2 separate regions of the Homo sapiens genome follow, and region 2 is linked to region 1. A link is a contact called in ENCODE Hi-C or POLR2A ChIA-PET data. All regions are on one chromosome and are shown on one strand. Each heading gives the region's core, a stretch centred on a gene start or an enhancer-like site at or near the end of the contact. The rest is flanking DNA. Distances are from core to core; before and after follow the strand shown.

Evidence for each region. A loop is a pair of places that touch in the nucleus more often than their neighbours do. ChIA-PET counts read pairs that join two places held with the same protein, here RNA polymerase II (POLR2A). Pooled maps may share reads with other maps.
Region 2: a loop to region 1 is called in a pooled map, with 2.7 times the contacts of the local background. The contact joins two enhancer-like sites. A Hi-C loop is called at or near these places in 1 of 168 maps with a recorded cell type or tissue (sigmoid colon) and 11 of 50 pooled maps. POLR2A ChIA-PET finds 5 or more read pairs at or near these places in 7 of 52 experiments (AG04450, CD4-positive, alpha-beta T cell, PC-9 and 4 more).

The regions. Positions count from the first base shown.
Region 1 is chr15:90,417,631-90,421,515 of GRCh38, reverse strand. The region is part of intron 2 of IQGAP1 (IQ motif containing GTPase activating protein 1); the gene reads right to left. Among named protein-coding and RNA genes, the nearest start is that of IQGAP1, 31 kb to the right of the region's middle. RefSeq lists an enhancer at 1,698-1,747. Within about 2 kb of position 1,440, at least 12 of the 41 ENCODE cell types and tissues checked have a DNase peak (open chromatin) inside an H3K27ac peak, as active enhancers do.
Region 2 is chr15:90,305,183-90,308,596 of GRCh38, reverse strand. No RefSeq gene overlaps it. Among named protein-coding and RNA genes, the nearest start is that of NGRN, 41 kb to the right of the region's middle. RefSeq lists an enhancer at 2,003-2,052. Within about 2 kb of position 1,921, at least 5 of the 41 ENCODE cell types and tissues checked have a DNase peak (open chromatin) inside an H3K27ac peak, as active enhancers do.

The DNA of each region.
Region 1 (3,885 bases), core at 191-2,690:
AGAGCTGCTAAACCATATCTCTAGCTTTTTTTTTTTTTTTGAAACGGAGTCTCGCTCTGTTGCCCAGGCTGAAGTGCAGTGGCATGATGTCAGCTCACTGCAACCTCCGTCTCCCAAGTTCAAGCAATTCTCCTGCCTCAGCCTCCCAAGTGGCTGGGATTACAGGCTTGTGCCACCACAACCGGCTAATTTTTATATTTTTAGTAGAGATGGGGTTTCACCATGTTGGCCAGGTTGGTCCTGAACTCCTGACCTCAGGTGATCCACCAGCCTCGGCCTCCCAAAGTGCTGGGATTATAGGCATGAGCCACCACGCCCAGCCTCTAGCTTTTTTATAAATTTAGCTTTATGAAGACTTTATTAAAAAAAATTTTTCTTTGAGATGGAGTCTCGCTTTGTCGCCCAGGCTAGAGTGCAATGGCACGATCTCAGCTCATTGCAACCTCTGGCTTCCGGGTTCAAGCAATTCTCCCGTCTCCTCTGGGTAGCTGGGATCAGCACACCCGGCTAGTTTTTGTACATCTTAGTAGAGACGGGGTTTCGCCATGTTGGCCGGGCTGGCCTTGAACTCCTGACCTCAAGTGATCCGCCCACCTTGGCCTCCCAAAGTGCTGGGATTATAGGCGTGAGCCACTGTGCCCGGCCTATAAAGACATTTAAAAATAAAACTATGGCTGAGGTGGGAGGGTTGCCTGAGTCTGAGAGTTTGAGGATGCAGTGAGCAGTGATCATACCACTGCATTCCCAGCCTGGGCGACAGTGAAACTCTTGTCTCAAAATCAATCAATCTATGCACAAAAGAAAAATCACTGGCCAACACAACTTTTCACCAATTCTCATATTTAACCCTGTCCTAGCAATAATCATAGAATCTCAAGGATGGAAGGCTCATTAAAGATCTTTCAGCCCATCTCAATTCCTCCACTCCCCTCACATGTTCTACTCCATCCCCAATTTGATGTTCCCAAAACATCTCAGCCAAATCAGGAAGCAGGCTGAGCCTGAATACTGACAGAGAATCAAACATTCAAGGTAACCTAGTTCATTTCTGGACTCCAGTAGTCAGAAGGTTTTTGCTAAGCCGGCATCAATTCTCTACTGGCACCCTAAGCTGCCTCCTGGAGCAAGAGAACGTAAAAATAAAAGCATAATGTGAGTAGCACTGGCCATGGACTTGGAAAGATCTGGTTCCATGTCCTGTCTCTCGCACTTACCGAGAAAGACAGCAAGCCACTTGACCAGTTCTTTCATTTGTTAAAAAAGGCTAACAGGATCTTCCAAGGTTTGTCATTGAGGATTAAATAAGATTGCAAGTGAAATAGAGCTAGCACAGTGCTTGGCTGGGTATTGAAAAAAATATTTGTGCCTTTCCTCCTATCCCCTCATGATGAGTCACATGCTGACAATTCCATAAGTAAAATGATTCCAGCTCCTTCAAGCACTAGTCATAAAAACAGAATAATAATAGCACCTACCCACAGAATGTTTATGAGGATTAAAGAGATGATAGTACATATAAAATACTAAGAACAGTGCCTGGCACAGAGTAAGTACTCAAAACGTTACCAGGTATTATATTAGCAGTGTTAGACATCATCTCTGCCCCCTCACGTCTTTTGCTCATCTCTGAACTTTCTCCAACTGAACACTGTGTTCCAGGTATGGTCTGACCAGCCTGAAATGGAACAGGAGTATCATCTTTTTCATTCTGACACTGCATAACCACAAAGCCTCAGAATAAATTATTTTATTATGCTTTTTCAATCAACAGAGACTCGTTTTTCCCCGAATATAGAGCTGCTAAACTTTATAATTCCATATTTAAATCATTATTTGCACTAATCTCCACAACATACCTTCATGATAGACTCGACCAAAACCACAAGTAGAGTTCAGTAACAAAACTCTTATATTTTTTATGTTTTTCACAAGAGATGTAACAAGCAGACAACAGGGTTCTTAATCTCTCCTCTCACATGGGATATTAAATATAAATATTCAATATTTTCTCTTCAAGTTTAACCCCAGAACTGCTTTAGCAAATCTCACTCAAATGCAAAATTTTTAAAAAGGTGATGTCAGATCTGAAACACAAGTACTAAACAGGAAAGAAGTAACATAGAATGACTCATTTTCAATATAAATGACACTTAAAAAATAATCTTCACACCATGTGGCAGACATGAAGCCAAATACTTTACATGCATTATTATCTCAATCTTTGCAACAACCTCTGAAGTATTATTGTAATTATTTTACAGATAAACTGTGGGTTCCAAAAAGTATATTCCAAGATTATCTGGCAAGTAAACTCTCACTTGAACCCAAGTTGGTGTGATTCTGAAGCCCATACTCTGGCTTTTTTTTTTTTTTTTCTTTTTTGAGACAGAGTCTATGTAGTGGTGTGATCATGGCTCACTGCAGCCTTGACTTTCAGGGTTCAAGCGATCCTCTGGATCCTCCTACCTAGCCTCTCAAGAAGCTGGGGTCACAAGCATGTGCCACAACACCCGGCTAATTTTTGCCTTTTTTTGTAGAGAAAGGGTTTCACCATGTTACCCAGGGTGGTCCAAACTCCTGGGCTCAAGCCATCCACCTGCCTTACCCTCCCAAAGTGCTGGGATTACAGGCGTGAGCCACGAACCAGTATGAAGCTGATACTCTTAATTGCTACAGGATACTTCCTCCTTCAACAATAACAACAGTTACGACCTACTGAACATTCCCTTACAAATGCTCAAGTTCTGAAATTGGGCTTCCTGAAGTATCCCACACCACAATATATAACCTCATTAACAACCCTTACTTCTATCAAGCACTAAGGGAGAGGCCTAGTATTACACATTGGTGAAGCTGATACAATTAGTACAAAAATGAATGCTTATACAAAAGGCTATCTTTAATTACAGTCTTTTAATTTTTTTTTTGAGACAGTGTCTCGCTCTGCCACCCAGTCTGGAGTTCAGTGGCCCAATCACACGGCTCACTGTGGCCTCAACCTCCTGGGATCAGTGATGCTCCCACCTCAGCCTCCTGAGTAGCTGGGACCACAGGTGTGTACCACCACACGAGGCTAATTTTTAAAATTATTTGTAGAGACAGCAACTCCCTATGTTACTCAGGCTGGTCTCCAACTCCTGGGCTCAAGGGATCCTTCCACCTCAGCCTCCCAAAGTGCAAGGATTATAGGCTTGAGCCACTCTGCTCAGCCTACATAGTAATTCTTATACCTTTTCATATTTATTCTATTTTTTAAAGTTTTTTTCCTAAGTATTTTAAGTCAATTCCTCAAAAAAAAAAAGGTGTCTATTCTGACACCCACGTATTCATTCAGGAAACATTTCGAACTGACTACTGTGTGGAACACTTATCAGTGGTATAACGTTGTGCTGAATACCAGTCAGCACCTTCAAGGGAATTACTCTCTGGTAACAGTTATGCTTTAACAGCTAGCTACAATAGGAGATGATATCTGAACTAGGCTTTGCTCAAATAAATTCTATTTCCAATAGTGAAAAATGGGAAAAGGAGACATGTAACATAAAGGAACAGCATAAAAATACTTAGGAATCCAACTTACAAGGGATGTGAAGGACCTCTTCAAGGAGAACTACAAACCACTGCTCAATGAAATAAAAGAGGATACAAACAAATGGAAGAACATTCCATGCTCATGGATAGGAAGAATCAATATCGTGAAAATGGCCATACTGAGCAAGGTAATTTATAGATTTAATGCCATCCCCATCAAGCTACCAATGACTTTCTTCACAGAATTGGAAAAAACTACTTTAAAGTTCATATGGAACCCAAAAAGAGCCCGCATTGCCAAGACAATCCTAAGCCAAAAGAACAAAGCTGGAAGCATCATGCTACCTGACTTCA
Region 2 (3,414 bases), core at 672-3,171, 110 kb after region 1:
ATTCCCATGGTTATTGTCTACTGGCTGTCAGGCACCCTATTAGGGGCTCTCCTGCATTATCTTTCATCTTCTCAAACATCTTACAAGGTTGTTCTTGTGGAAGTTTTACACATCAAAGGACAGCGGGTATTGGTTTTGGGGAGTTAAAGGGAAAGATAAGCGGGTGGTCCAAGCACAAGGCTCGTGGGATTCCATGAACTTGGTGACTTGAACCCTCTGTAGCTCTGCAGGTTCAGACACCCACTTTTGTCAACAAGCTGAGAGCTGGTATCTCGGATACGGGTCATGTCATCCAGTGGAGGTGTGGACAACCAGAATGCCTCCTGATTAACCTATGATGACAATAACTGTGACACAGCCTGGACCACTGGAGCCAACCTGACCAGCCCATGTGAACTCATAACCCAGTTAGAATTTTGCCTGGTGAATGTTGATGTAGAAAGGGGGATGGGAGGTGACTATAAAGGTTTAATGTTATCTAGTAAGAATGGCTTGAAGTGAGGCTTACCAATCTTTACCTTTTACCTACATAGTTTCTTGATGAGAAGGAGACCAGACCCAGGGAACTTTCTGGAGATGAGTGTGGTAGGCTGTGCCCCCCAAGCTCCAGCGCTCAGAGCTAGAGACTTCAACTTGGGGTTGAGCCAAAGTACTGGCCTTTGATACCTCACCTAGACTGAAGAGAGGGCAGGGCCAACGTGACTTGCCTGCCTGGATGCACTGTGAGAAGCTGGAGCAGAAGGAAAGCAAAAGGAAGCCAGCTGAGGAGCTGGGGTGCAAGGGCCCTGAGACTGGGCAGGCCAATCAAAGAAGGCAAAAAAGTGTGCCATGCACAAGCAGTGCCCCAACTCCATAATCAACCCCTTCTGACATGTGAGGCCACATGGGTGATATGCTGTCTTGAGTCAGATTAGCTACTCTTATCCTGGGGAGAGAAGAATGAAAGGAGGGAAAGCGAGAGAGTACGTGTCCATCCAAGTGTTCCCTAAAATGGTCTGCAAGTCAGATGGGGAGAAGTTCCCTCATCTATGAGCCTGAGATGGGAATATGGGAAAAAGAATAACAGCGTCTACAAAAACGGCAGGCACTGCTCTTGGCCAGGATACTGGATATCTTTGACGAAGATGCATTTTTTTCTTCTGAGCTGTTCTTAGATGGACCCTGTCAGCCTGCTCTGGAACCCCAAAAAGGCAGGAGTAGAATTTGTTCATGCCCTTAGCACAGTGCTTAGCAGACTCTCAATATATATACAGAATACATGCATTTACTTCTCTCTCCTTTTTCTTCTTTCATGGAATCAAACTCTACCTTAAATTGACTATTATTCCTTTAGCTGTGTTATTATCCTCAATCAGATTGTTCAACATGTTCAACAAGTCAGAATGTTCAACATGATGACTTTGCACATCTCTGCTCCATACAATATGTATTGATCTTGTTGTTTAGCTCTTGGAGGACCATCTCATTTTCCCTCTTATACCAAGTTCTTTAGAAGTGCATTTCCCTGTAGCTGTCAAGAGCTTACTCTCTCATTCCCATTCCACAGTCATTTATGAGCGGAGCCAACGTTAAGATCCAAGGTCACGGGAAGAAAATGTTATTGGATAGACTGAACAACCCCTGTTAGACGTTAGCGTTTCACAGAACTCATCAGAGAAACCCAAGTTTTCACCAAACACTGCATTGATTTCCGCCTCCCACAGCAATTGGTTATTTTGCCCAAGAGAGGAAACTGTTTCCATTTCACACATGGTAAAGGACACCTCCTGATAATTTCCCTTTGGGGCCAGGAATTTAATCTTACTACTGGGTTAATGCTTTTACTTGGGTGGCTTTTTAACCTCAATAAGTGAGCTGTACTTCCTCCCACCATCACTTTCATAATTGCTGTGAAAAGAGGCCCTCGTGTGGGTTGCTGCAGAGACAGCCTGGGGAAAGCCGGTGAAGTTAAATGCGCTGCTTGAAAGCAGAGACACCCACTTCTAGCCCCTCCAGCCCGAGCAAGCCGTTAGATTTGGACCCTAGCAGGGACAAGGTCAATTTCTCTTTGCTTTTTTTCTTCCATTTCCTGTTCTTCCACTTCTTCTATTGCCTTCTCACAGCTATTCCAGGCTCTCTCCTTCTTTTTCTCTTCTCTTTTCGTGTTTTCAAACAACAGGATAACTTTCAAAGCCTTTCCTTTCTTTTTTCACTCTACCCACAACCCCTTGGCTGTTCAAATGCCTAAGTTCACCCTTCAGCTAAAGAGACAGTGCAACTTTTATAGTCAAGAATGTAGGCCAAGAAGCCAGACTTCCTGGGGCTGAATCCAATTTGCCAGGGAGACTTATGGAATCTCTCAGGTCCTCGGTTTCTGCATCTGTCAAGTGGGAATGATACTAATAGTTCTTATCCCAGAAGATTATTATGTGAGTCAAATCAGTTCATATGTGTAAAGTGCTTAGAAAGGTTACGTAACAGACTTAAGAGCATTTGCTGAGAAACAACCACCACAACAACACATCACAAGTGGGTAAGGATGAACAGAAAGTGCAAACGGCCTTAGAACAGAGATCATATTCCACCCTTTGTCCCTCTGATTGAGGAGAGGGGATTGCCTGCATCTGTATTTCTTCCCCTAGCATATCCATATATTCTAGAACTCTGGATATGTTCTTTGTGTAAGGTGAACTTAGTTCAGAAATATTTTCTCAGCTTTTACTCTCTTTTTACAGAGTAAGACTTGATCTCTTTTGTGAAGAGCTATTTCTGGCTAGCTTCAAACTACCATTTCAATTAGTGGCCATTGTTTATGCCCATGATGTATAAGCTGAACTGCCCCTGCATTCTTTATTATTTTTTTTGAGATGGAGTCTTGCTCTGTCGCCCAGGCTGAAGTGCAGTGGCACGATCTCGGCTCACTGCAGCCTCCGCCTCCTGGGTTCAAGAGATTCTCCTGCCTCAGCCTACCGAGTAGTTGGGATTATAGGCACCCGACACCAGGCCCAGCTAATTTTTTTTGTATTTTTAGTAGAGACGGGGCTTTGCGACGTTGGCCAGGCTGGTCTCAAACTCACGACCTCATGATCCACCAGCCTTGGCCTCCCAAAGTGCTGGGATTATAGGCGTGAGCCATCGCTCCTGGCCTGCCCCTGCATTCTATAATCCAGTCCCAAGGAAGGGGAGAAAAATGCCAGGAGAGCGTGGGGAAGAAAAAAGCAATCATCGCCCACCCACCAGAAAATCTCCCTGCTCTCATATTTACTCTTTAATGACAGAACTGGATTTATGTACACACTTAGCTAATGACATGTTTACATGTCTTGTCTCCTCTTGATCCTAAGGTAGTGTCTATTCCCTGCCTATGTCTTCTTGGTGCTCAGAACAGTGCTACATTTACCTATGGGTAGAAAATACAATTTGCTGACAAACTAT